Regions from separate parts of the Homo sapiens genome. Here region 2 is linked to region 1. A link is a contact called in ENCODE Hi-C or POLR2A ChIA-PET data. All regions are on one chromosome and are shown on one strand. Each heading gives the region's core, a stretch centred on a gene start or an enhancer-like site at or near the end of the contact. The rest is flanking DNA. Distances are from core to core; before and after follow the strand shown.

What was found. Hi-C counts contacts between places; a loop is a spot of excess contacts on that map. ChIA-PET counts read pairs that join two places held with the same protein, here RNA polymerase II (POLR2A).
Region 2: a map of breast epithelium shows a loop between it and region 1 (38-fold over the local background). The contact joins the enhancer-like site here to the promoter of SIGIRR in region 1. A Hi-C loop is called at or near these places in 1 of 168 maps with a recorded cell type or tissue (breast epithelium). POLR2A ChIA-PET finds 5 or more read pairs at or near these places in 1 of 52 experiments (HEK293).

Annotation. Positions count from the first base shown.
Region 1 is chr11:413,731-416,430 of GRCh38, forward strand. It overlaps SIGIRR (single Ig and TIR domain containing), which reads right to left and starts at 1,269. Exons shown (of 10, transcript NM_001135054.2): 1 at 1,093-1,269. RefSeq lists an enhancer at 1,742-2,361.
Region 2 is chr11:1,704,197-1,706,896 of GRCh38, forward strand. No RefSeq gene overlaps it. Among named protein-coding and RNA genes, the nearest start is that of KRTAP5-6, 8.4 kb to the left of the region's middle. Within about 2 kb of position 1,400, at least 2 of the 41 ENCODE cell types and tissues checked have a DNase peak (open chromatin) inside an H3K27ac peak, as active enhancers do; they include breast epithelium, where a contact is called at or near this core.

The DNA of each region.
Region 1 (2,700 bases), core at 19-2,518:
CCCCTGCTCCCTCTCCCCTACGCACCTTCCCCTGCACCCTCTCCTCTGCCTGCCTCCCCCTGCACGCTCTCCACTCCCCACCTTCCCCTGCCCACCTTCCCCTGCACCCTCTCCCCTGAACCCTCTCCTCTGCCTGCCTCCCCCTGCACCCTCTCCCCTCCCCACCTTCCCCTGCACCCTCTCTTCTGCCTGCCTCCTCCTGCACCTTCTCTCCTCCCTACCTTTCCCTGTACTCTCGTCTGCCTACCTTCCCCTGCACCCTCTCCCCTCCCCACCTTTCCCTGCACCCTCTCCCCTGCACACCTTCCCCTGCACTCTCTCCTCTGCCTACCTTCCCCTGCACCCTCTCCCTCCCCACCTTTCCCTGCACACCTTCCCCTGCACCCTCTCCTCTGCCTACCTTCCCCTGCACCCTCTCCCCTCCCCACCTTTCCCTGCACCCTCTCCCCTGCACACCTTCCCCTGCACCCTCTCCTCTGCCTACCTTCCCCTGCACCCTCTCCCCTCCCCACCTTTCCCTGCACACCTTCCCCTGCACCCTCTCCCCTGCACCCTCTCCTCTGCCTACCTTCCCCTGCACCCTCTCCCCTCCCCACCTTTCCCTGCACCCTCTCCCCTGCACACCTTTCCTTGTACCCCCTCCCCTCCCTAACTTCCCCTGCACCCTCTCCTCTGCCCCTCCTCCCCTGCACACATCACATACACACAGCCCTCTGGCCCATGTGCACCTGCACAGAGCTTCAGTCTCAGCCCGTGTGCACACTTGCACCTCCTACACAGCACACTTCCTACCACACACACCTCCCATTACCACTGCACACAGCTTAGGCTGCAGACCCCTCACACAACTGTTGAGTATATACAACACCCATTGCAACGCTTGTCACAGAGCCTAGGACCACAGGCACCCCACAGCACACACACTGCACCTGACACCCACCCTTGGCCGCTGATGCGACACAGCCTCCTGCTGCCCCTCGCTCTGTCTCACACACACATGCACACACATGCATATGGGTCTTGGGCGCCGTGGGCCTCCTCTCAGCCAGGCCCTGACACAGGCTCACTCAGAGCAGCGGGGAAGGCAGTCACCTGGTTCCAGTTCTTTCCTCCGGGGGGCAAATGTTGGTCATTGGTGCGCCTTTGGGAGCAAACTCTCCCCTTCGCTGGGCCCCAGGGAGTGTCCACAGCACCAAGGCTGCTATGGATGCATCGCCAAGCGCGGTGGGGACCTGGCTTGTGTCTTTGTGTATTTTGATCAGAACTTTCCCTGTAGCTTCCTGGCCTTGCAGTCACATCCTCTCCTAACCCTAAACCCCACCCAGGCACCCACCCCTTCCCTAGGCGGGCGGGAGGACGGGCAGTTGGTGGTTCTCACCCCGCCTGCCCCGGCTCTTCCTGTAGCTCTGAGTCAAGCGGCTCCTTCCTCTGGAGCCCGCCCCAACCCACCCAGGCACGGCACTTTCCTCTGTGCAGCGTGTGTGTGTGTGTGTGTGTGTGTGTGTGTGTGTGTGTGTGTGCAGTGTGTCTGCGTGTGTGCAATGTGTGTGCAGTATGTGCGTGTGCGTGCGTTTGTGTGTGTGCGTGTGTGTTGTGGGGTGGGGGGTGCTCAAAGGGGCAGGTTCCAGGGGTAATGCATGGGGGGTCCTCCAGCCAGGAGACCCCCGCCAGGGCCACCCTGCACACATACAAGGAGGACCGGGGACCGCGCGGCATGCCTTCCAGACGCTACTAGAGCTCACACTCAGGAGCCAAGGGGCCGGTTTGCTCCCCCATGTGTCTTTGACCTCTGACCCCGGGGAACAGGGCCTTCAGAAACTCCCGGTCAACAATGGGGCTCCAGCAGAACTCTTCCGCCCTCTCCCCGTCCCTCTCCCAGACATAGCTCCCCCGATGGGTGAGCAGTTACAAGGGACTATGGCATCTTGTGGACCTTCCCTTCAGGCTGGGGTGGGAGGGCAGCGCCCCCTTTTCCAAATAAGGAGCAAACACAGGTGGCCGAGGCTCCTGGCTCAGAGCAGATGAGGGGCAGATGGCATCTCCTGTTGTCACCAAACTGACACTCCCCAGGTTGACCTGGGACTGGGGACCCAGTGACCGGTGGCTGGTATTGCCCACAGAATCAGACAAGGGTCTCCTTTGGACCCTGGCCCTGCCCTCAGCCACATGGGGGCAGGGCTTCATTGTGGAGGGCTGCCATCCAGCCTCCCGGCCCTGGCTGAGCACCCTCTCAGCAGCAGGCTTTCTACAGGTACTTGTCTGACTGAGTCCCAGCCCTGCTAGGACCTTCCTTTGTCCCGGTACTCAGCCTTGGGTGATGGTGGGCCTTGGGCTCAGGGTCCCAAAGACAGCACCCCTTCCCCCACAGAGCCTGGTACCAGCCCCTCCTTGAAGTGGGTCCTTGGAAGCCCCTCAAGAAGGTTCTCCCCACACTGCAGGTCAGGAAGCAGGCACAGCAGGGCCCAGGGCACCCCCGCAGGAAGCAGGAGCAGGGCCTCCAGCACAGGCCCTGGGGTCAGCCGCCAACTGTGAAGCCCCGGCTCGGCGGCTGCTCTGTGCACCCGGTCTCAGCGTCACCATCTCTCAGGGCTGGCTTGGCACCCTCTCCTTCCCTCTCTCTGCTAACGTCCTGCACCCCCGAGCCCCCAGGTCCACCGTCCAGGGTGAGCATGAACACCCACAAAGTCTCCGACCCTCGCC
Region 2 (2,700 bases), core at 150-2,649, 1.3 Mb after region 1:
ACACCAACATGGCACATGTATACATATGTAACAAACCTGCACGTTGTGCACATGTACCCTAGAACTTAAAGTGTAATAAGAAAACATTTAAAAAAGAAAAGAAAATAGAATAGCCAAAACAATTTTGAAACAAGAAATATAGTTGGAAGAATGACATTAGCTGACTTTGAGACATTCCATAAAGCGACAGCAATGTAGACAGTGTGGTATGGGCAGAGGGGTAGACACACAGATCAAGGGAAAAGCACGGAGTTGAGATGTCACTCGCACACACAAGACTGCGCTAATTTATGACAAAGGGGCAAGACAACTAAATGGAGAAGTGTCTGCTGCAATCACAAAATACCTGTGACTGGGTATTTTACAAACAATAGAAGTACATTTCTCACAGTTTTGGAGGCTAGACGTCCCCAGATCAAGGTGCCAGTATTCTGCATCTGGTGGAGGCTCTTTGCTGTGTCCTTTTGGTGGAAAACATAAGGGGCAAAAAGGACCCAAGCTCATCCCCCCCAGCCCTTTAATGAGGCACTAATCTATGCCTGAGAGCAAAGCCCTGACTTGATCACTTCTCAAGAGACCCCACCTCTTAGTAACACCATAACAGGGGTTAAGTTACAGCGCATGAATTTTGGGGAACGCATTCATACCAGCGCGCGAAAGGAGAACCGTTTCCAAAAAATGGCATTGGAACAATTGAACCGCCGTAGACAAAACGAAAACAAAACCTCAACCTCAACCTCATACTTTATATAAAATTAACTCTATGCCCATCATAGACCTAAATGTTGAATATAAAACAATAAAACATTTGGAATAAAACAGGAGAAAGTCTTAGTGACCTTGAATAATAAAAACACACTGTGTAAGAAATAATAATGTGAGTGAAATTCAGTGTCCTTTAAAGATAAAAGGTCACGTCATAAGGAGAGAGACACACTTGGCAGTGCTCCTGGTTGCTGGTGGAGGACCAAGTGAGTCCTTATTTAGAAGGGACATTTTTTTTTTCTGTGCCATTTTCTTCATCGAACATTTAGTCCTTTGAAAGCTTGTGATTATCTTATGTTCAAATGCTATGAAATAATAAAGTCACAGGGCAGTCCCACTGCAGCGTGACAATGAGGGGGAACTCCAGAGATCCACTTCCATGTGAAACTGGTGAAGACTTTAAAAACAAAAACAAACGAAACCCCACCCCCAACAACCATTTAAAGCATCTGCAAATGGCCCTGTAGCCATTTCAAATAGAGAAACATTTATTCAAGAAAATCGACTAAAGCTTAGTGAGAACTGTGTGAGTCTGTGGTATCTGAGCCAATGCGTGTGCCCTCTCCCAGCCCAGTGAGACAGAAGCTCCACTCCAGGCTGTACAGCCAGGAATGCAAGACTATCTCTCCTCCAGTTTCTGTAATTGCCCGACAGGCTCTTCCCGCCCGCTGCACAGACAAAACCAGTTCACTCTGAGAACATGGTATTGCAGTAAATGAAATGTTTAATTAACGCAAGGCCTGCCAGGTGGAAGAACTGGAATGATCACTCAAACCCGTCTCCCTGAAGGCTTGAAGGTTAGGGTTTTTCCAGGACAGTGTGGTGGGTGGGGGGCTGGGGAATGGGTGCTCCTCATTGGTTGCGGGGGCAATCACAGGGGTGTGGAAAATGGTCCTTGTGCCCTGAATCTGCCTCTGGGTGGATAACAACCCCAAAGTGAAAGCAACCCAGACATCCTTCAACGGGTGAACGGTTAAACAAGTCGTGAGTCACGAGTCTGCATGGGGTCAGTTGGAAAACCACCTCAAAAGACCAATCTTAATTCTACCACAGTGATATTATCTATAGGAGCAACTGGGGAAGCCACAAATCTTGTGATCTCTGGACAAATGACTCCTAAGCAGAGGGGGATTATAGAAACTATGCCTATATTTTAGCAGAACTCATGCCCTCCTGTAATTCTAATCTTGTGGTCTTTCATTAGTCCTATAAAGGCAGTTTCAGCTCCCCAAAAAGGAGGGGATTTGTTTTAGGGCGGGACCGTTATCATCCTTGCTTACAAGTTAAACTATAAACTAAATTCCTCCCATGGATATAATAGAGGCAGGAGGCAGACAAATCCCAGGCAGATGGGGGTGGGTCCCCAGTGAAACCTCACCTTCAAGCCAAAACATCCTGAAACCTGCAGCCCAGAGTGAAAACTTCTATTCTTGTTTGCCTGCTCGCTCCGGATTGGTTCATTTTGAATAATGCCTTTTTAACCAATCAAATACTGCCTTTTCCAATACTACCTATGGCCTGGCCTGCCCCCGTCCTGGGCCTATAAAGACTCCAGACTCAGTTGGTAGAGAGAGAGAGAAGGCCTGACTTCAAGGAAGAGATCTCCTGACTTTGGGGAAGACGACCTGCCCTCCCTGTCCCCTTTCCAGTTCCCCTCTCTGCTGAGAGCTGTTTTCATTGCTCAGTAAAAGTCTCCACTTTCACCATCCTTCAATCACCAGCATGACCTCATTCTTCTTGGACGCTGGACAAGAGCTCAGGACCCACAGAGTGCAGGTACCTAGAAAGGATGTCACCCGGGCCCTTTGCCCTCGCCAGCAGAGGGCAGCTGCCCCACGCGATGAGGCCAGGGGCCGACCGAGCTGCTAACACATTGCCCTCCATTGGGATGTGGATGGTGGAACTATAAGAGCTGATTAGAGCACTAACACCCCC